Linked DNA regions of Homo sapiens: regions 1 and 2 are each linked to region 3. A link is a loop called in an ENCODE intact Hi-C map of the cell type or tissue named here. Cell type or tissue: endothelial cell of umbilical vein. All regions are shown on one strand. Each heading gives the region's core, and the rest is flanking DNA. Links, peaks and the distances in the headings are about the cores only.

The links. Hi-C counts contacts between places; a loop is a spot of excess contacts. Peaks named below come from ENCODE experiments on the same cell type or tissue, not always from the same donor. Only the 100,000 strongest peaks of a DNase experiment are listed, where the experiment ranks them.
Region 1: a loop joins it to region 3, with 3 times the contacts of the local background. A loop is called at or near these places in 3 of 110 quality-filtered maps.
Region 2: it touches region 3 in a loop (4-fold over the local background); 64 of 110 quality-filtered maps call a loop at or near these places.

What each region holds. Positions count from the first base shown.
Region 1 is chr12:116,130,716-116,138,493 of GRCh38, reverse strand. All of the region lies in intron 2 of MED13L (mediator complex subunit 13L), which reads left to right. Among named protein-coding and RNA genes, the nearest start is that of MIR620, 14 kb to the left of the region's middle. RefSeq lists enhancers at 5,989-6,488, 6,489-6,990 and a silencer at 7,696-7,778. In endothelial cell of umbilical vein, for the core only: no CTCF peak of the experiment used is centred there; DNase peaks (open chromatin) are centred at 1,943 and 3,063; H3K27ac peaks cover 2,223 bases.
Region 2 is chr12:116,704,617-116,712,394 of GRCh38, reverse strand. It overlaps SPRING1 (SREBF pathway regulator in golgi 1), which reads left to right. Exons shown (of 5, transcript NM_024738.4): 5 at 1-2,224. Among named protein-coding and RNA genes, the nearest start is that of SPRING1, 30 kb to the left of the region's middle. RefSeq lists enhancers at 3,044-3,223, 4,524-4,573. In endothelial cell of umbilical vein, for the core only: a CTCF peak has its summit at 3,292 (motif pointing right); a DNase peak (open chromatin) is centred at 3,274; H3K27me3 peaks cover 1,473 bases.
Region 3 is chr12:115,994,639-116,002,416 of GRCh38, reverse strand. It overlaps MED13L (mediator complex subunit 13L), which reads left to right. Exons shown (of 31, transcript NM_015335.5): 15 at 5,187-5,407; 16 at 5,736-5,941. Among named protein-coding and RNA genes, the nearest start is that of LINC02463, 110 kb to the right of the region's middle. RefSeq lists enhancers at 3,400-3,899, 3,967-4,016, 3,900-4,401. In endothelial cell of umbilical vein, for the core only: a CTCF peak has its summit at 4,158 (motif pointing left); a DNase peak (open chromatin) is centred at 4,136; H3K27ac peaks cover 306 bases.

The DNA.
Region 1 (7,778 bases), core at 1,056-6,055, 140 kb before region 3:
CAGCTTGGCCGCTGCTTCCCTTGCAGAAAAGAACATTGAGAGAGAATTCCAGGGACCACCCAAGAGGTCTTCAGTTCTTTCACTTTCTTTACAGCTTCAATGTTGTTACCACCCTTCCCTGTCCTGTACTCCAGTCCCTGTACGTAACAGCAACAAACCCTGATATGTAAAAAGTCCTTGAAAATTATTGAAATTAAAATTTTTTTCTCCTAAGTCTAGGCTTTAAATACCTAAACAATAGGGCTATGTTTTATAAAATTTATTTTGTAGAGTATTTAGATCCTTCTAGATTTTAACAAATATAGAATTGAAATAATGGGTTTTAAAAATTTATGTCAGGCCGGGCGTGGTGGCTCACGCCTGCAATCCCAGCACTTTGGGAGGCTGAGGCGGGCGGATTGCCTGAGGTCAGGAGTTCGAGACCAGCCTGGCCAACATGGTAAAACCCTGTCTCTACTAAAAATACAAAATTAGCCGGATGTAGTGGCAGGCGCCTGTAATCCCAGCTACTCGGGAGGCTGAGGCAGGAGAATTGCTTGAACCTGGGAGGCGGAGGTTGCAGTGAGCTGAGATCGCACCATTGCACTCCAGCCTGGGCAACAAGAGCAAAACTCCATCTCAAAAAAAAAAAAAAAAAAAAATTACCTCATTATAAAGGTATAAAAGTAACAAGCATTTATTGAGCTCTTACTGTTTCCAAGGTACAACACCGTATTTTTTAGACAAGTTTATACAAGTTGTCTGTATTCTCAGAAATACCATAGTCTAGATGGAGGCAAAATAACGCTGGGTGCAGTCTGCTGCTTAATCTTCAATATAAGAATATACTTGGAAAGCTTGTTAATAGATTCCAAAGCCTGTTTCCCTGGGATTTTAATGTCACTTGGAGTACCTCATAATTTATGAGTACTTCAAAATTATGAGTACCTCATAATTTTTACCCAGCTTTCACATCCTCTGTGATTCTGAAACCCCGTGAGTTTCCAAAGGCCCATACTTTGTTTAATACTGGTGTTACAAAGCAGACCAGAGTTTTCTGTTTCTAGCTCATTCATTTGTTATCTTTTTGGCCTTGAGAAAATTACATAATTCCTGTTACTTGATTTCTATATCTGTAAAGTGGAGATTATATTTGTCTACCTCATAAGAGTATTATGGAGGTGAATTATGTTATTGGAACACAAATTATCACTGAGTAATTGATAGCTACTGCCATTGTTGTCCTCATCTTTATCATACCACCACCACTACTTCCATTATCACTACATCATCATTCATCTTAGTGACAAGAAGGATGCACAAAATAGCGAACAATGTCAAGCAGCAGGTGTAGGAATGGCATAGACAATATCTGGTAGTTTAGAGATGCTCAAAATTTGGGCTGCAGTGGCCTGAGATGTTCATACAGGGAATGAAGAATGAAAAGGATTTAGCCATGTAAAGACAGAGTTGGAAGGAGAAGACTATTCCAACACAGAATTATTTCAAAATAACTTATTTTTGGTTTTTAAATTTTTACTGATGATTTACCTCAATTGTCTTCTGTTTATGTTAACTTAAAATAATTGGTGTGGTTCACCTAGGATCTCAAGTTTATTCAGGAAAATCAAATGTTCATGAAAGTGTGCATGTAATATGTGTTACTATGTTGTGAAGGTCACCAGTTTATGTTCACTCTTATTAATGTAAACACTTGATTATATTATGCTTCTAGCTACTATATGATTATAAAACTGAAATGGTTTTATAGGTTAAATATAATCAAAACTATAGCTGATAAAAATACAGATTAAGAGCATAATATTATATGCCACCTGATGTTTACTTGAACGCAGGTTTCTGTTCATAGCAAAAATTTGGTACTGACTTCTTAGAAACAAATCTGTTTAATTTTGGCTTGCCTGTTCTGTGGATGGTGTGATGACTCAAGTCTTCCACCATTTCCTCTTGTTTGAAATGCTGTAAAACTTTAGCATAACTTACTGTGGCTTCATTTGGCGTGAATGCATCGTTCTTTCTCTCTCTCTCCCTCTCTCTCATACACACACACATACACACTTATTTTTTGGTCTGTGTTCTCTTCTCATTAGCCTTGAGATTGTGTGGTGATACTCAGTTATGAGAAGATCATTCTGATGAGCACAAATAAGCATTAATTTTAAGCTTAAGGATTTTCTAGAGCCCCAATTTGAGAAACACTTATTTGCATGGTAGATATGAAGGGACCATAGCACTTAGTTCAGTTTCCTCATTAAACATCAAGAGACACAACAACAGCCAAAAGAATCTTTGAGGCCGGGTGCAGTGGCTCACGCCTGTAATCCCAGCACTTTGGAAGGCCGAGGCAGGTGGATCATGAGGTCAGAAATTCAAGACCAGCCTGGCCAAGATGGTGAAACTCCATCTCTACTAAAAATACAAAAATTAGCCGGGCATGGTGGCGGGTGCCTGTAATCCCAGCTACTCGGGAGGCTGAGGCAGAGAATTGTTTGAACCCAGGAGGCGGAGGTTGCAGTGAGCCGAGATCGTGCCACTGCACTCCAGCCTGGGCAACAGAGTGAGACTCTGTCCACCAAAAAAAAAAAAAAAAGGGAATCTTTGAAAAACAGCCCCACTTGAAGCAGCACAGTGGCTTCTGTGTATACTGAACATAGTTTCTGGATAACTCATCAAGGATCACAAAACTGATCAGCTAGCCTTTGTGTATCTGATTGACTTATACTAAAGTTTCTTCCTGCTTTAGGGACATGTACTTGCTCCTCTCCCTATTTGAATAGCTATTCCTTCATCTCACGAGCCTGGTTCCTTGATAGCATTAGGTCTTAGAACAAATACTACTTCCTTATATTATAGTGTGATCTTACCACTTGCTCCAGTTATCCTTTGCTGTGTAACAAACCACCCCAAATTTGGTGGCATAAAATGGCAACCATTTCATTATGTTCACAGGTTCTTTAGGTCAAGAATTTGGAAAGGGCATAATAGATATGGTTTGTTTCAGCACTGTGATGTCTCGACCTTCAGCTGGCAAAGCTAGTATAATTGAATGGCTGGGTGCCAAGATCATCTGGAGGCCTTTTTATTCACATTTGTGACTCATGTGAGGGCATGGATGAGCTAGGATTGTTGACTGGAGTCCCTACAAGTAGCCTTTCCATGTAACTTAGGCTTCCTTTCAGCATAGTGGCCTCAGAGGAGTTAGATTTATTACTCAGGACTTTCAGAGCGAGTGTTCCAGTGAATGAGATGGAAGCTTGCATGGCTTTTCTAACCTACCCATAGAGATTATGTGTTGTCACTTGCTTTTTTGTTTGTTTGTTTGTTTGAGACGGGGTCTCGCTCTGTTGCCTAGGCTGGAGTACAGTGGCACAATCTCAGCTCACTGCAACCTCTGCCTCCCAGGCTCAAGTGATTCTCCTGTCTCAGCCTCCCTAGTAGCTGGGGCTACAAGCACATGCCACCACACCCGGATAATTTTTTGTATTTTTAGTAGCGGCAGGGTTTCACAGTGTTAGCCAGGATGGTCTCCATCTCCTGACCTCGTGATCCGCCTGCCTCAGTCTCCCAAAGTGCTGGGGTTACAGGTGTGAGCCACTGCGCCCGGCCACATGGTGTTGCTTTCATCCTACTCCTTCCTTGAAGCAACCATAAATCCTATTTTTTAAGGGAAAGAAATACAGGCCTTACCTCTCAGTGGGAGGAGTGTCAGACACTTGGGGTCTTGTTTTAAAACTGGCGTATCATCGTAAATAGCATAACATGGTTAACATGGGTTAAAAGACATGTTGTCTTTTAGGTAAATAAGGTAAAAGACTTAATTGCATTTAACTTGCATTTAACAGGGGTTTGAATAATTTTATATAAGTAAAATTATTACTCTCTGCCTCTCTCAACTAAAATGAAAGTTTTATGAAAAATCTGTTCACTGCTGAATTTTCAGCCCCTATAATAGTGCCTAAGATATCATATCCATTCACTTGCTGAATGAATAGATACATGAATTAAAATTCAGCCACATAGCCAGTTTGCTTCACCGCTGAGACCGTCCTAGTACCCTGTTATATCACCAGGGTTCTCATAAAAATTTTCTTATTAATATGTAATATAAATTGTAAATTCAGCATTTCATTTCACTGAATCTGTATCTTTTTGTTCATAATGTGCTTTCTAAAATGAAATCGGGTGCCTTTGAAATTTAGTTCGTCTCTCAGTATACTGCTTCTACCTTAATGATTTATCATCCAACACTAATCATCCAGATTATGTTACTGCAAAACTAGTGTGAAGTACAATAATTTTGTTTTTGTGAATGAGTTATGAATCTACTCTGCCTGGGACAGTGGTTGCACTGGATGTATATCATCTAATATCAAAACTCAGTAGCAAAAAACAGTTTATTTTATTATGCCTATGGACTCTGTGGGTCAGAACTTAAGACAGGGCACAATAGGGACCAGTAGTTTTTGCTCCAGGATGTCTGAGGGCTCCACTGGAAGGGCTCCAAGACTGCAGTCTTTCTGTCAGGCTGGGGGCTGATTGCCTCGGGAGGTGTTTTTATTCACATAGCTGGTGGTCGATGCTGGTTTTTGGCTGAGATGTCAGCTGAGACAGTTGGCCAGAAGAACTACATGTGGCTGCTCCGTGTGGACTAGGTTTCCTCACAGCAGGGTGGTTGCACTCCAAAAGTGATCTTCCTGAGTGCAGATGTGGAGACTATCAGTTTCTTATGCTCTGGACTTGGAGACTAACATACAGTCACTTCGGCCATATTTTGTTTGTTGAGGCAGTTACAAAGAGCTACCCAGATCCAGGGGAGGGAATATTGATCCTATCACTTGATAGGAAGACTGATAGTGTCGCACTGTAAGAAAAGGCATGTAATATGGGATATATTGTGAGCTATCTTTGGAAAATATTGTTTGTCAGATGGGGCGAACTGTGGGCTCAGGGGCCTGCCTGCCTATATCTAGGGGCCTCACATGAGTTACCATGGTCCTAGAGCCCGTTAAGACCAGCTTCTGAGCAGAACCAAGAGTTACAGTACCAGCCTGGTCTACCGTCATGCTGAATTGAGCTCTTCTTCAGGCACAGGCTGTTTCCAGATTGTTAGCACTTCCTGTTGCTCCTCTTAACATTAAGAGTCCTACAGGTAGAAGAAAACTCAATATTGGACTTTTAGGCAATGTTGACTCACAGGGAAAGTGTTGCAAGAGAAAGTACTGTGTTTTGTGAGTACAGTTTGGAAATTTTAAACTCAAGTCTGCTCACATAGTAAAAAGAAAACAAACTCTGGTGAGATTGGTTCTCATTTTTTTGAACAGTGCTATTGGCTTTTACTAGTTGGAGATAATTGTGCCCATTCACTCATTTTCCTTCTATCGAATGGTCAAAGATTCTTCTCTTTATGCCTGGTGTTATCAGTAGTAAATCAAACTTATAGTTTTCAAATATTATTAGTTTTATTTTTTCCTAACAAGGGAATTGCAACTGTGCAGCAAGTGATACCGTTTCATTCCCTGCAGTTAGTCTGTTTTTCCTCTTTCTTCCTTTCCTCCCCTTCGCCTTCCTTTTTGTTTTTTTTTGAGACAGAGTCTCGCTTTGTCACCCAGGCTGGAGTGCAGTGTCGGCTCACTGCAGCCTCTGCCTCCCTGTTTCAAGTGATTCTCCTGCCTCAGTCTCCTGAATAACTGGGATTACAGGCACACACCACCACACCCGGCTAATTTTTGTATTTTTAGTAGAGACAGGGTTTCGCCATGTTGGCCAGTCTGGTCTCGAACTCCTGACCCCAAAGATCCACCCACCTCGGCCTCCCAAAGTGTTGGGATTACAGATGTGAGCCCCTGCACCCGACCTGTTTCTTCCCTTTCTTTTCACCTTGTAGCTCAGAATTAGCATATAGTGAAATTGCAAGGGAAAAAAAAAAGCAAGTAGAAAAGAGAAGAAAATCACATTTCCATGTGGAAATAGCATACTTAGTTTGAGTGTAGGACATTTACTCCAAATGCTAATGTTTTGTAGTATCCGATAATATTTTAAAAGAGATTTTGTGCTTTAGACTTAGAGAATGGTATTACAGTAGAGTTGCTGCAAAAATGACAAACTAATCCTCTGCCCAGTAATTTGAGTACATGTGGCAGGTCCCAGAGATGTGCCAGTAAAATAATGTGCTAGTATTTTATTTGGTACTGATTTTTTTTTTTTTTTTTTTTTTGAGACGAAGTATTGCTCTCTTGCCCAGGCTGGAGTGCAATGCCACGATCTCGGCTCACTGCAGTCTCTGCCTCTCAGGTTCAAGTGATTCTTCACCTGAGCCTCCTGAGTAGCTGGGATTACAGGCACCTGCCGTCATGACCTGCTAATTTTTTTTGTACTTTTGTAGAGACGGGGTTTCACAGTGTTGGCCAGGCTGATCTCGAACTCCTGACCTCAGGTGATCCGCCCGCCTTGGCCTCCCACAGTGTTGGGATTACAGGCATGAGCCACCGCACCTGGCGTTTTTCTTTTTTTTGAGATGGAGTTGCGCTCTGCCACCCAGGTTGGAGTGCAGTGGCGTGATCTCGGCTCACTGCAACCTCTGGCCACCTAGGCTCAAGTGATTCTCCCACCTTAGCCTTCTGAGTAAGCTGAGACTACAGGCGTGTGCCACCACTCCCAGCTAACTTTTTTGTATTTCTGGTAGAGATAAGGTTTTGCCATGTTGCCCAGGCTGGTCTTGAGCTCCTGAGCTGAAGCGATCTGCCTTCCTTGGCCTCCCAAAGTGCTGGGATTACAGGTGTGCCCAGCCTTGGTACTGCTATTTCTAAAATGTGATTGCAATGGGATTTTGAATGATACATGCACACAAAAACATATGTATATACATAAATGTGAAGGTTCTTTTTTAACCAGAACCTAAAACCTAGAGAGTTTCATCGTAACGTCTGTTAAAGATGACAGTTCTGGACATTGTGCCCAGCGTAATGCAGAGTTTATTTGATGAGGATTTGAGAAGGAAGTACCTTTAGTATCATTTGTACACAGTGTTGTGGCAGAGCTGTGAATTTTTTTCTGTTTTGCAAAGAGAAGTAAGCATACTTATGCTGGTTAATGGAGGTTGCCTTTCCAATTTGCTGTGCAACCTGGTGAACAGTTTGCGTGCTGAATCTTGATACAGCCTTTCCTCTGTTTAGTATTATAATATGTGCTTAGCTGGCACATACAATATGGATTATGTTTGATTATTTTGTGTATAATTTCCATAAATAAACAATCTCCTTTCCTTATAATCCTTCCTTTCTCTCCAAAATAAGCATTAGAATTGAACTAGTGGAACTTTAGACTGTCTTCTTCAGTGGTTCTCAACAGGAGAGATTTTTTACCCCCCAGAGGACATTTGGCAATGGTTGGAGACATTTTTTGGTTGTTGTAACTTCAGATTGTGAAGCCTGAAAACCAAGCCCACAATGTATACTTTTAAAATATACATGTATTTTTCTATGTTAACCTGCTTATAAAACTTTAATAAAACATACATTGTTCAAAGCTTTTTCATGTGTGTTTAAGTGAAAATGTCACTTTGAACATAAGATATACTTGTTCCTTCCTGTTTATTTTTCTAGTTAATTCTTAGCTTGCTCAGTTTTAAGGTTTTTTTTTTTTAAATGGCTTAGATACTTGTTCAGAGCTTATATTGTACAATAATCCACATATATTCAACACCTACAGGCTGTTAGAGGACTGCATGCAGCTACTTACTGAATGCCAGTATTGCTTGCATTGTCTGTTGTAGAACTTCT
Region 2 (7,778 bases), core at 1,056-6,055, 710 kb before region 3:
CACAGAGCAAAGTGGAGCAAGTGGTCGCCGTTGGTCTGCACCTGAGCTGGGAGCCGAGTGGTGACGTGCATATGGGCCGACTGCGTCTCCACAGAACCTACTCAGTGATCTTCCTGTGTACGACTCAGTCCCTGATGTTGGAGTTGAACTGTAGGACTGTCTGTAAAATGAAAGTGCAGACTTTAATGTAGTAAAGAGAATGACTTGCCAGTTACAACCAATGAGCAAAGCAGTTAATTATTCAAATATTTTACCAAGAGTCCAGGTTTATTTTTTCTCAGGACTACACATTCTGTGAGACCAGAGGGACCAAGACATATCACTACCAGAAATGTGTTTTCATCAGCACTGCCAGAGGTTTTCATAGGGTAGTTTACTCTTGGAATTTTTAAATTCATACTTTTTTTTATGCAACGTGGGGTAGGTAAGCTTCTGATCACTGTGCACCCAGATTATCCCAAAATCGAAAGTGGTGTTGGCAGCCGGGTGTGGTGGCTCACACCTGTAATCCCAGCACTTTGGGAGGCCAAGGTGAGAGGATTGCTTGAGCCCAGAATTCGAGACCAGCCTGAGCAACATAGGGAGACCCTGTCTCTACAAAAAATAAAAAAAAGGAGCCAGGCATGGTAGTGCACACCTGTAGTCCCAGCTACTCAGGAGGCTGAGGCGGGAGGATGGCTTGAGTCCAGGAGGTCAAGGCTGCAGTGAGCCGTCATTGCGCCAGTGTGCTCCAACCTGGGCCACAGAGTGAGACCCTGTCTGAGGAGGGGAAAAAAGTGTTGTCTAAATGAGAAATCACCATTATCAGTAATTTAAGATTCCAGGCTATGTTGGTCACATCTCACTATTCTTTTTTTTTTGAAACGGATTCTCGTTCCATCGCCCAGGCTGGAGTGCAGTGGCACGATCTGGGCTCGCTGCAAGCTCTGCCTCCTGGGTTCACGCCATTCTCCTGCCTCAGCCTCCCGAGTAGCTGGGACTACAGGCGCCCGCCACCGTGCCCAGCTAATTTTTGTATTTTTAGTAGAGACGGGGTTTCACCGTGTTAGTAGCCAGGATGGTCTCGATCTCCTGACCTCGTGATCCGCCCACCTCGGCCTCCCAAAGTGCTGGGATTACAGGAGTGAGCCACCGCGCCTGGCCACATCTCACTATTCTTAAGGAAGAGAGAGAGCGAGAGAGAGTGTTGTCCTGTCCTGTGGGGATTGGGGCATTGTATTAAGTTGTACTGGGGGATGTCAAGATAGAAATGTTGAGTAAGTTACTACCTGAATAAATATTTGACCAGTTGATGCTAATTTGAATAGTAAATGTGATGACATTATATATTCTCAGGGATGTTTCCATACATTGGCTCTGTGTGTGCGTGTGTGTGTGTGTGTGTGTGTAACAAAAGCAGTATGAAGTATGTGAGCAATATCCTAATTTTATTGACAAGAGCACTGACCTTAATGACCTTGAGTAAATTACCCTCTCCGGCTTTGGTTTCCTCATTTGTCAATTAAGGGTGATGGCTAGCGTATCTTGCAGATCCAAATTCCAATTTTTGTAACAAGCCAAAAGTCCCCCTGGCTGTTAAAGCAAGACCAGAGCCCTCGTATCCCAGCGGCTGGGTCCCAGGCTTTTGATTTTCACAGGACAAATGTAGCCCAGCCATCTGGAGCCCGTTTTTCTCCAAACCAGGGCTTCCTCCTTCTCTCTTGCAGATTTCAACTGGGGCTCACCATTTTCTGCCTCTTCCTCCTCCAGTTTTAAAGAGACACCATATCCTTCTCTGCTGGGACCAACTTCCCATGTACTGCTGCCCTGCACCTGTGAAAACAGCTGCTGTGTTTTCTGTCATAAAAATAGCTGCCTTTTGGCAGAGAAGCACACAACGGTACTACGTTTCTGAGCCTTAATGCAGTGCTCAATTATTTAGGTGTGCTTCACCTGAGATACACAGAGCATCTTGGAACTCCTACTAAGCAGGGCTTCTACAGGCATTGCTCAGCTCAGTAAAAGGTTTTCCTTTCTCTGCTTTTGTGATTACCAGGCAGAAACCTTAAAATGTATGAACTTACAAAGAAATTAAATTGTGCCAAATTAGATTCCCAGCCCCTAGAGATAACCACTAATTAAAGTTCCGCTGGAGCGTTTTGCCTGTATTTTGTATATAAACGTGGATTTTGTATTTGTATGTAAATAAAGGTAGGACCCTGCTGTCCATATTATTTTAAAATAATTAGCTCCTGTTAGATTGATTTAATCCAATGATAGCGAATTCATTTGCAGAGCAGGCAAGCGCACTTTCCACTTCTATCATCCTGCCTGGAAGATTGAAGCCCAGTTAGAGGTTAAAACCCTTTCATAATTGCACAGGAGTTTAGCTTTGCCTGCTTTTTCCTTGTCTGATTTTATGCAGTGGGGAAGGAAGTCTTTTTGTTCTGCACAAATAAATTATAGGCATTTGTCGCGGCCGGAGTTGACCTGCATTAGGGATGCTGAAGAAACCTGTCACGGCAGGGTGTCTCTCGGCGTGACTCGACTTTCCTGAGAGAGCAGAGATCGGGAAAACTGCACTCCAGATCTCCTGAGCCTGTCATTTATTTTAGTGAATTGCTAAATGCAGAAATGTAAAATATAAAAAGGCTAGGGGAGGATCTGTGGACCGTCTTACTGGCTACCTGGTGTTGTAAGATTATTTGAGCTCAAGGCAGTCCACATTTCCCCCAGCACCAGCCAGCTCCGCCCTGTCAAGCTGCTGGTCTACATGGTGGTTTTCGAGGGTATAAAGGACTTCAGTTTCTAAAGATGTTCCTAAATGCTCCGTGGCATCTGCAGCAGGATGTCGGGAGCTGGAATCCACTGTGCTCTCTTCCCTAGGCACGTGCTGGACTCAGTTTCTCCCGGGAGGTTTGCATCTGGGCAGCACTTCAGGGCGTGCTCCTCGAGCTCCGTCCGTGGCATCCATACCTGCCTGGGCTGTGCCTGCAGCCTGCTAAATGCCAACCTGGAAGCCCAAGACAGATAGGCTTGGAGCAGCTTAGCAGCCGGCTGGGCTAATTTATTTGACACAAATCAGCTCATTGACCTGATTTAGCACGGGGAGGAACTACAGAGCCGAGTCACATGTGATCGTAAAGCCCTTTCTTCTCACTGCAGCCCTTTCAGACCTCGAAGGATGGCAGTGTAGTCAAATGACACTTGCGGTGCGATTTCAAGGGAAGGAGGAGAAGATGGAGAGATGGAAAGTGGAGAGCAAGGCAGCGCGGGTGGCACAGACACCGACAATTGCTTTCTGTGCCACTTGGTGGCACCAATGCCATAGGTTTTCTGTCCTCAATGTGATCGTTGTCTAGAGATTATGGGCCCCGTGCCTGCGTGGAGCTCTCTCTCCTGAAAACAATGAAGCTGTTTCTATAGATGAGAACCATCTGGTGGGGATGACAGATCAGGACTCTTTCCTGGGTCCGGGCGATTTTGTGAACAGGGACTCAGGAAAGTAGCCCTTGCAGAAGAGGGAACTGGGCATGCTGCTGGTGCAGAGAAGACCCAAGGCTTAAATAAATACTCACAGCTACCCCCTTCTTCCTCCTGCACCCTCCGCCAACACGAAAAGTGGGATAGGCCTCTTAACCATTCATACTCAGACAAAGAAAAACATTTATGAAGCACTTGCCATGTGCCACTCTGCACGTGCAGCGTCCCATCCCCATCTTCAGAGACCAGCATTCTTCTTTTGTGTGTGTGTGTGAGAGAGAGAGAGAGAGAGAGAGAGAGCAAGACAGGGTCTCACTCTGTTACCCAGGCTGGAGTGCAGTGGCGCGATCTTGGTTCACTGTAGCCTCAACCTCCCAGGCTCAAGTGATCCTCCCACCTCAGCCTCCTGAGTAGCTGGGACTGCAGGCACACATCATTACACCCAGTTATTTTTTAAAAATGTTTAGTAGAGATGGGGATCTCGATATATTGCTCAGGCTGGTCTTGAACTCCTGGGCTCAAGTGATCTGCCTGCCTCAGCCTCCCAAAACGGTGGGATTATTATAGGCGTGAGCCACTGCACCCAGCCAGGCATTCCTTTTCTTTTTTCTCTTGGAATGGAGTCCTGTCACCCAGGCTGGAGTGCGGTGGCGCGATCTCTGCTCACTGCAACCTCTGCCTCCCGGGTTCAAGCGATTCTCCTGTTTCAGCCTCCCAAGTAGCTGGGACTACAGGTGCATGCCACTATGCCTGGCTAATTTTTGTATTTTTAGTAGAGATGGGGTTTCATCATGTTGGCCGGCTGGTCTTGAAGTCCTGACCTCAGGTGATCTGCCCACCTTGGCCTCCCAAAGTGCTGGGATTACAGGGCATGAATCACCGCGCCCAGCCAGGTGTTCTTTTTTGTCATTTTATAGAGGAAGTCTCAGACGCTCAGGTTAATTTTAGCACAAGTTTACACCATGACATGGAGGAGCCACCTGCAACTCCAATCTGCGTGCAAGCAGGGCCGGGGCAGCGCGTTGCCTTGGCACGTTTTGATCACCCTTTGTTGTTTCCTGTGGGCAGGGGCTGTGCCTCAGTCTCTTATTTCTGGGCCCATTGGCCTGTCTATGAAAGGATGTCAACAGGATAATGCATGGGGTCCTTCCAGCCCTGGTATTCTAGAATTGTAGTTGGTGGCTTCTAGGACCTGGAAGGTGTTGCTTGAAACCAGTGCTGTTTAATCAGTGGGAGATTTTACACCACCCACTTCAAGCAATGTTTGAAGACATTTTGTTGTTGTTTTTGTTTCTTTGTTTGTTTGTTTTGAGACAAAGTTTTGCTTTGTGGCCCAGGCTGGAGTGCAGTGGCACAATCACTGCTCACTGCAGCCTCGAACTCCTGGGCTCAAGTGATCCTCCCATCTTAGTCACCTGAGTAGCTGGGACTACAGGCATGAGCCACCATGCCTGACTAATTTTTAATTTTTTTTTTTTTAGAGATGGGATCTTGCTGTGTTGCCCAGGCTGGTCTCCAATCCCTGATCTCAGGTGATCCTCCCACCTCAGCCTCCCAAGTAGCCGGGACTACAGGCCCATGCCACCACACCTGGCAAAAACCCATGCTGTTTAACCAGAGGGAGATTTTGCCCCCAGGGGATATTTGGCAATGTTCGAAGACATTTTTGATTGTCAAAAAATTTATGTGCAGGGGTGCTACTGGCATCTGGTGGGTAGAGGCCAAGGATGTTGTTCAACATCCCACAACACCCAGGACAACCAGCCCACAACAAAGAACTCACTGGCCTGAGTGTCAGAAGTGCTAAGGCTGAGAAACCCTGGGTTAAACTTTGTGACCCCTTGCATGGCAAGGATACGGAATTTTGAGCCCTGAGTATTCACGCAGCAGGTATTTAAAGGGTGCTTACTCTTCGCCCAGCTCTGTGTAGGTACTTGGGGAGTATACAGAACTGGAAGATGCTTCATCCCTTCCGGGGCTTAAAACTGAGTTGCTCCAAGCCTCTGGTTCTGGACACATTGTGCCTGAGCACCCTTAGATGTTGATGCTACCATCCCTCTTAGGATAAAATACCACTTTGGATTTCCAAAGAAAATATTTTATCCTCAACAGAGTAGCCACTATTTATTTATTTATTCCTACCTCATGCATAGAGCTACACTGAGTGTAGCTGGTTTATTTTCAAAAAGAAGTTGAGGAAATGCCACACATTAGACTCAAGGAAGAAAGTTAGAATCAGATGTGCAACTGTAAGCCAGCAACACAGTTGATGCAAGTAAGCTTCCTGGCAGCAAGGGCAAAAAGGGAAATAATCCTTCATGATAATATAAAGCATTGAAGGGACTGTATTACTGTCTCCTCAAAGGGTACAAAGTCTTGAATAAAATTTTAATGTAGGCTTCACACAGAAGATACTGCTTAGTATTTGGTAATGCGTACTATGTTCACCAGGCATATCAAAGGCAGGCATTTCTGGGTTTTGGATGGAATGATAAATTAGGAATGATATCTGTCTTCAGATGTCTGTTGGAGAAGATAAGCAATTATGCCACTACCTGTTAAACAGGGTTATAAATGTGAGGATAAAAGGAGTGTTACTATGTGAGTGAGGCAGGCAGAGAAGACTTACAGAATAAAACAATATGTTTTTATTTTTATCTTTTAATTTTTTTTTTTTTTGAGACAGGGTCTTGCTCTGTCACTCAGGCTGGAGTACACTGGTGTGATCACGGTTCACTGCAGCCTCAACCTCCCAGGCTCAAGTGATCCTCCCACCTCAGCCTCCGGAGTATCTGGGACTACAAGTGCACACCACCATGCCCGGCTAATTTTTTGTATTTTTGTAGAGACGGGGTTTTGCCATGTTGCTCAAAGTGGTCTTGAACTCCTAGACTCTAGCAATCTGCCCACCTTGGCCTCCCAAAGTGTTGGGGTTATAGACACATTTTAAAATACATATATATATTTTTCTAATTGCAAATTAATACACTGCATTACAGAAAATTAGAGCAATACAAATATGAAGGAGAAAATAAAAGCTCCATAACCTTTCTACCTGTAGACAACCACTGTTATCCTTTGATGTGTATCTATTTTCATGCACACATGCGCTTATATATTAATATATTTAATAGAAACAAAAATTGGAATCTCATTATATTTTACCATGTTGTAACCAAATATCCCTTAAAGGGCTTTGAAGGATGAGTTGGAGAGAAAGTGAGTTGCACGCCACTGCGGAGTTGGGCAGCCAGAGTCAATTTCCACCACGCATGCATGGATCATGGAGAGGGGTGAAATCCCACATTTCATTCTGCATCTCCAAGGGCCATCATTCACAGGGAGCTATGGAACCCAGCAGCCCTGGGGCCCCATTCTCTCTCTCTCCCTTTCTTCACCTAACAATGTAATGGGAATGGTTTTCCATGTTAAATAGTCTAGCATTTGATTTTTTGGTAACAGCTTTATTGAGATATAATTTACTTACAATTCACCCATTTGAAGTATACAAGTCAATGACTTTATTCACAGAGTTGTGCATCCATTACCACTATCAATTTTATTGATTGATTGATTGATTGATTGATTGAGATGGAGTTCCGCTCTTGTCAGCCAGGCTGGAGTGCAGTGGCACAATCTCAGCTCACTGCAACCTCCACCTCCCGGGTTTGGGTGATTCTCCTGCCTCAACCTCCCGAGTTGCTGGGACTACAGGCACATGCCACCATGCCCGGCTAATTTTTGTATTTTTAGTGGAGACAGGGTCTTTTTAGTAGAGTCTTTTGTGTCTGGCTTCCTTCACTTAAAATGATGTTTTCAAGGTTCAATCATGTTGTAGCATGGACCAGTACTCCATCCCTTTGTATGACCGAATAGTATTCCATTGTGTGGCTATACCACATTTTGTTAAAATACTCATCTGTTGATGGACATCTGGATTGTTTCCGCTTTTGGCTCTCATGAATAATGATTTTTTTCTGTTCTTTTCTTTATTTCTTTTTTTTTTTTTTTTTGAGACAGTCTCGCTCTATTGCCCAGGCTGGAGTGCAGTGGTGCGATCTTGGCTCACTGCCACCTCTGCCTCCCGGGTTCAAGTTATCTCCTGCCTCAGCCTCCCAAATAGTGGGATTACAGGCATGTGCCACCATGCCTGGCTAATTTTTGTATTTTTTTTTTTTTTAGTAAAGACAGGGTTTCGCCATGTTGGCCAGGCTGGTCTTGAACTCCTGACCTCAAGTGATCTGCCCGCCTTGGCCTCCCAAAGTGCTAGAATTACAAGCGTGAGCCACTACACCTGGCCAATAATGCTGCTTTAA
Region 3 (7,778 bases), core at 1,617-6,616:
GAAGCAGAAACATAATTCCATTGCAAATCATTCTTTAACACCTTCTCATTAACTTCAGCTGGTAATGAGAACAAATTGAGGGGAAAAACCACCATGTCATAGGGATGAGTCAAAAAGCTTTATGAACCTATAAATGTAGTGCTGATTTACTCAAATCTAGAAGTTGGGAAGTATACAGAGATTGGATTTTGACAGCTTTAGTGGATCCATAGCTTTTTAAAATATGCAAAGCTTTCTCAAGCATGACATGGGTGAAAATGAATAATGATAGCCAGCCCGTTGCTGTAGTTTTTTTAGTTAAACATTTTTCTTGTTTTATTACTCTGCACTGCAGAATTTCACAAACATGGAACTTCACAGATTAAAAGAAACAGTATTAAAATAGATATGTGCAGGTCAGATGAGTGAGTTTTTCCTCTTTTTTGAATCCATTGATCCTTTACCCTTTTTGACATGACGTGATGCGTAGTGATGTGAAATGTTAGAATGTCTGATAACTCAGCCAAGGCTTTTCACTCGCAGACATCCTGCTAGTTAGCAGCATTGCCAAGTGAAGTATATTGTGTGCTCTATCCTTTCTCTCATTTCTATCCAAAAAAGAATTATTTCAAAAAGAAGCTACTCAAAATTCAAAATTTTATGATAAAGTGCACGTTATAAAAACGAATCAATATGAAATGTAGCACAGAATATTAACACCAGGAAAACCCAGATATGCAAGAATACAGAGGATCATTTTAATGTGTACAAAGCATATATATAAATATGTGTTCGTGAGAGCATATGTATTTGTGGGATGGGGTGGGGGAGTGAGGGGAACACACAGTATTTCCTCCCAAGAAATGACAATGAAAATAGCCTGGCAAGATATTTTAATCTCAGCAATAGATTTTTGGGCATTGCAGTGGGAAGACAAATGTATTATAAAAGTTAATGTCTAGCCTGTAATCCCAGCACTTTGGGAGCCCAAGGTGAGCAGATTACTTGAGGTCAGGAGTTGGAGACCAACCTGGCCAACGTGGTGAAACCCCATCTCTACTTAAAATACAAAACTTGGCACCACATGGTGGTGTGCACCTCTAATCCCAGCTACTCGGGAGGCTGAGGCAGGAGAATCACTTGAACCCAGGAGGCGGAGGTTGCAGTGAGCCGAGATAGCACCACTGCACTCCAGCCTCGGCGACAGAGCAAGACTCCATCTCAAAAAACAGAAACAAAACAAAATTAATGTCTAAACAACACTGTCCAGTAGAAACACAAGGGAAGCCACAAATGAGAGCCACATGTGCAATTTCACATTTTCTAGTGGCTATTTAAAAAAAGAAATTAATTTTAATAATATACAGTATTTTATTTAAGTATCCAAAATATTATTTTTACATGTAATTAGTATAAAATTATTGCAGTATTTCACTTTTTTTATAAAAATGTAATATATAATGGTTGTACATATTTTACTTTTTTTTTTGGTATGAAGTTTTGGGAATACAGTGTATGTTTTACATATGCAACCCATCTCTATTTGGTCAAGCCCCATTTTGGGTGCTCAGTAGCCACGTGTGGCCAGTGGATATTGTGTTGGAAAGCATAGGTTCCTCATTATTCATTTGTGAATGTAATGCTGAAGACAGCAACAAACAGTGACAAATAGGTTTACTTTAATATCAAGTTTATGTTAAGGTAGTATTGTGTTATAGTAAAAACATGTTTTTATTAGGTTTTATTATTAACCACTTTCTTACAAATTTTCGCATTTGAAAGCACATCAGTTTAAAGTATGAGTCTTTGAATAGACAAAAGGAAAGAGTTGGATTTTGGGGTTGGTTCATTTGTTTATTTTCCAAGAGTCCTTACGGTTTGGAAGGGACTTGGGCATGTGCTCTGGGGTGAGGAGAACACTAAGAAATCAACAATGCTGCTTTGTTGGAGGTCTTCCATCCTGTGCATGAATACATAAAGTGCTGGGCAGGAGCAGGTGGGTGTCTTATGAGTTCCCGCTGAAGTGCAGAGATAGGCAGGATGGGAGTAAGCAGAGCGCTGTGGGCAGCACAGCTCACCTCCAGTCCGTCCTGGTGGCTGTTTCCACCCTTGCTTTAGCCGTTTTCTGGGAAGAAAATTGAAGAGACAAATCATGTTTCTATTTTGGAGGACCAAAGTGTTTCTTGGAGTCTGTGTGTTCTTTCTGCTTTACCCACTTTGAGTCCGATTCCCTTTGGTCATCTCAAAATTTCTTTAGGGTCATATATTTTCAGAAAGTCCCAAAACTTGACAGTGGTTCCATCTTTTTCCAATCCAGGTTTGGGAGGGAGAATTAATTTGTACTGAGTTCATCATTTGCTGAATGTTTAGATGTTTGCAGCAAAGTGTTCACTTCTGAGCATACATTATCTCAATATGCACAAAAAATATGAAGTAGATATTTTTCCCATTTTACGGATTAGGAAATTGAAGTGAGACAGACTGAGTCTTCCTTAAGAATATCTGATAGTAACAATGATAAAGACCACTTTATAAAGTGACTCTCTTGGAGGTAGAATTTCATCCCTGCTTTTTTGTGTGTTCTCTGTTTACCTTTGCTAAAATTAACAGGGTGGCTGAGGCTTTGAAAACTGAGATATATGCGTGCGTTCAGGAAGATCAAAGAAGTCAGCTAACACTAAGTGGGTGGAAATGCCTTTATTATGTTTCTTACAGGAAATGTAAAAACAAATTTAATAGAACTATTTTTTTTTTTTTGCAAAATCTTGTGTCATAGGATACTTATAAGAAAGGCTATGTTTAAGCTCATCCTTTTAACTTAAAGAGAATTTATACAATTTCTGTACTTCACAAAGAGCTACACTGGCTATTAAGATTTATGGCAATGTGACTTTGAAGATTTTATGAAGCAGAATTATGTTTTAAAATATAACTCAAATTATATTACAGTTTTGTAGTAGCTGTTCTTCGGCTTGAGAGGAGGAATAGGGACTAAAGGTTAAAGGTGATGGATTTATTTCAAGCGTAGATGAACTTTTTTTTTTTTTGAGACAGAGTCTTTCTCTTTCACCGAGGCTGGATTGCAGTGGCGAGATCTCGGCTCACTGCAATCTCTGCCACCTCAGTTGAAGAGATTCTTGTGCCTCAGCCTCCTGCCAGCATGCCTGGCTAATTTTTGTATTTATTTAATAGAGACAGGATTTCGCCATATTGCCCAGATTGGTCTCGAACTCCTGACCTCAAATGATCTGCCTGCCTTGGCCTCCTAAAGTACTGGGATTATAGGTGTGAGCTATCCCACCCGGCCTCCAGTGTAGACTAACTTTATATTAAAGATCTTGGCTTTGTTTTAAAGAAAACTTACTGATCTGGTTCCTGCTACATTTTAAGTCCTGTTTTTCCACCTCAGAGTGTATCGGTTATGTAGCCTCTCAAATAGTTTTCTGCCAGTTTCTTGTTTGGCTTGGCTCATGTTTCTACTTCTATAAATTTTTAAGGTGCCTTGAAGATCAACTTGGGATTTTTAGTTTTTTCTTCTTCTTTTTTTTAGAAGCAGCAGGTACTTTTTTGTATAATGAAATCAGATACAGATTCCTATTATAGAAAATAAGTAGCAGTGGAGCATCGCTAATGGAAATGAATGTTGGAATTAACAACCCTGCTGATTGGCCTCTCCCTCTCCTTATTTTACAAATAACTCCACAGGCCAAGAGAGGCTAAATGATTTAGGATTATACAGTTGTTTCACTTAGAAACACGGTAAAGATTATGTAATTCAGAAGTTCTCACCTTTTCTTCTGCCTCCATATGCTGAGGTGTTTGAAAGCTTTCCTCTCCCCTCACAAACAAAGCAAAGCAAGTAGGCCCATTGAGAGTCATCCATCTAGCCCTGCCTTCCCTGTTAGATGAAGGAACCAAGGCCCCAAGGGGGGAAGTGACCTGACCACAGCAGATCTAAGTCCCCAGCACCTGGACTGGGTAGCCGTGAGCACAGCACGGTACAGTTGCCCAGTGTTAATTTCTGATTCGGAGCTAGGAGTCAGATCTTAGTGATTCAGTGGTTATTATTGGTCTGTTTAAATCTTGAAGTTGTTGGAAAGAGCAATAGGATAGGAAACTGGGACATTAAATCACTGATTTAAAAACCTGTGGCTCCAAACTTAAAAAATTTGCTGCATAGGCCACCCCCTAGTGGCCAAATTTTACAACTACAACTTTTCAATAGGTCTACTTTTTAAGAATCAGTGCCTTAATGAACTACTGTAGTGATAATTTTTTACTACAGGTGTATTAAAGGAAACTTTTTTTTTAAAGAAGGAGTTCAGAACCGCTGTTCTAAGTATTTCTTAAAAGAAACTTTGAAGTTTCATTTTAATATCTGTCTGGAAAAAATATGGAACTGTTTCCCCAAAAGAGCAGCTGTGAGTTTCCCCAAAAGAGCAGCTGTAAGTGTAGTGGATTTGTCAAACTAGCTGAGTAATCAGCTCCAAACAATTTTTATTTTTTGTAATATTTTATACATACTTGAAAGCAGGGATAGAACTTTAGTAGTGGTAACTATCTAATTGCTTCCACTTTCTGTTTAATTCCTCTCCTTAGACTTTTCAGGGAATCAGTTGTTGGAAGAAACATACAAGTTATGTAGACTTTGTTTACTTAATTAATGTGAAGCCAGACCATAAAGCATCAAGAAGTTAGTGATAAAGACCAAGAAAAGTCCAGGCACAGTGGCTCACACCTGCCATCCCAGCGCTTGGGGAGTACGAGGCAGGCGGGCCACTTGAGCCCAGGAGTTCGAGACCAGCCTGGGCAACATGGTGAAACCCTGTTTCTACCAAAAATACAAAAATTAGCTGGGCATGGTGGCACGTGCCTATAGTCCCAGCTACTTGGGAGGCTGAGGCACAAGAATTGCTTGAACGAGGAAGGCAGAGGTTACAGTGAGTCAAGATCAGGCCACTGCACTCCAGCCTGGGTGATACAGTGATACTTTGTCTCACGAAACAAAACAAAACAAGACCCAGAAAAAGATAATTCTCTGCTGATGGCCTTCTTCTTAGTCACTTCCATTATTAATATTCTTTTGTGAACTGATGTGATCATTTAATTAGCACTATTTTTGGTGCCAAAGAGTGCGCCTGGCTATAAGCTAGGACTTTTTAGAAGCCCTTCCTATTAAACAAATTTTTTTTATTTCTTATTTTTAGCAGTTGCAGACTTGCAAAGGATGTTTCCCACTCCACCATCTTTGGAACAGCATCCTGCATTTTCTCCTGTGATGAATTATAAAGATGGGATCAGCTCAGAGACAGTGACAGCATTAGGCATGATGGAGAGCCCTATGGTCAGTATGGTTTCAACACAACTCACAGAATTCAAAATGGAAGTGGAAGATGGATTAGGAAGTCCCAAGCCCGAGGAAATTAAGGTAGTTGTCAATATATTAACATTTCCAGGGCAGAGCAGTTTCCAAGTGGATTCACATACATCTGCTTTAAAATGGTATTGTCTGTGTGCCATATATACATAAGTTCCTAAGAATCCTTTTAATTAGAACATGAGGCACACCAGCAGGCATATTAAATAGTGTCTTTTGATTGATTTAACATTTCTGCATTAGCATTTTCTAATGATCATAGGAGAGAAATACTGAAATACGATCATTTTGGTTGCTGTTTTTATGATAGCACTATGCCACTGTGGTGTGTTCTACAGAGTTTACCAATATTAACACTGACCCCACTTTGTTGTCACAGGACTTTTCATATGTGCACAAAGTTCCATCCTTTCAACCTTTTGTGGGATCCTCCATGTTTGCTCCACTGAAGATGTTGCCGAGCCATTGTTTGCTACCTCTGAAGATACCTGATGCCTGTCTGTTTCGGCCTTCATGGGCAATTCCTCCTAAAATTGAACAACTGCCCATGCCCCCTGCAGCCACTTTCATTAGAGATGGCTACAAGTATGTATAGGGATTGTGTCATTTACTTGCCATATTTGATGCAATTTTTATCTTAACTAAATGTTTGTTAAAAATGATGACAAGGTCCGGGCGCGGTGGCTCATGCCTGTAATCCCAGCACTTTGGGAGGTGGAGGCGGGCAGATCACTTGAGGTCAGGAGTTTGAGACCAGCCTGGCCAACATGGTGAAACCCCGTCTCTACTAAAAATACAAAAAATTAGCTGGGCTTGGTGGCAGGAGTCTGTAATCCTAGCTACTCGGGAGGCTGAGGCAGGAGAATCGCTTGAACCCGGGAGGTGGAGGTTGCAGTGAGCCAAGATCGCGCCACTGCCCTCCAGCCTGGGCGACAGAGTGAGACTCTGTCTCAGAAAGAAAAAAAAGAAAGAAAAAATGATGACAAGTAGCATATCATTTGAAACTTTCCTTTATTGGTCGTTCATGTTTTTGTGCAAATTATTTTGTGCTGGAAAATGTGCATTATTTTCTAAATGAAATTTTGTATGCAGACAGTCCCTGACTTACAGTGGATTTACTCAGGAGTTTTTGACTTTTTGATGATGTAAAAGTAATACACGTTCAGGACATGCTGTACTTTGAGAACCCATACAACCGATCTGTTTTTTACTTTCAGTACAGTATTTGATAAATTACACGAGATAGTCAGCACTTTATTGTAAAACAGGCTTTGAGTTAGATGATTTCCCCAATGGTAGGCCAATGTAAGTGTTCTGAATATGTTGAAGATAGGCTAGGGCCGGGTGCGGTGGCTCAAACCGTAATCCCAACACTTTTGGGAGGCCGAGGTGGATGGATTGCTTGAGCTCAGGAGTTTGAGACCAGCCTGGGCAAATGGCGAAACCCTGTCTCTACAAAAAATACAAAAATTTAGTTGGGCATGATGGTGTGTGTCTGTGACCCAGCTGCTTGGGAGGCTGAGGCAGGAGAATCACTTGAACTCACGAGGCGGAGGTTGCAGTGAGCCAAGATTGCACTACTGCACTCCAGCCTGGTCGACAGAGCAAGACCCTGTCACAAAAACAAACAGATAGGCTAAACAATGATGGAATCAGTTTTCCCTGTGATGAATAATTTCTTAATAAATAAAGTGATTTGATTGATAGAAAAGGCCACAAATTCAGATTTCTGCTGTGGTCAGGTAAGCAATATATAGATGAAATGGACAGGGTAAATGCAAAAGAGTTGGTACTACTGATGCTCAGCACCATTGTGCTGAGCTTAAGGAACCAATAAAACAAATTTGTGGTCCAGCCTCAGCCTCTGGGCTGCAAGTTTGTGACCTTCTGTAAAATCATCCTGATGAAGTTAATTTTAATGTCGTAACAAGACTTCCTGCTTGTGTATATAAAGTCAGTGTCAGAAAGAAAAACGGTGACAGAAAAGTACAGAGGAATCCTAGACTTAGGAAGCTACACTTGCAGTATTAATAAGACTGAAATTCCTGCCTTGCAAAAATTATATGCATGACCTTAAATGACCATTTTACGTGGGTCTTCCCTTTAAAATGGAGTAATCCTGCTCTGCCTCCCGCACAGGACTTCCACAATGCTTCAACGACTAATGACTGTAGAAGTACCGTGGAAATAACAATGCACCAGCAGTATAAAGAGTGTGCTGAAAAGCACCCTGAGCGCCTGGCTGGTGTGCTGCTGCTGTGCTCCGATTGTACTCTAGCTTACTCAGCTAGATCCTGGCACAACACACCTAGAACACCTTGGCGCATAAGGGGTTAGCTTAGCACATACAGTTGCCAATAAATGACATAGCAGTTTTAAGAACCCATTCAGCAGTTTAATCTCTTTCATACATACAGGTTTC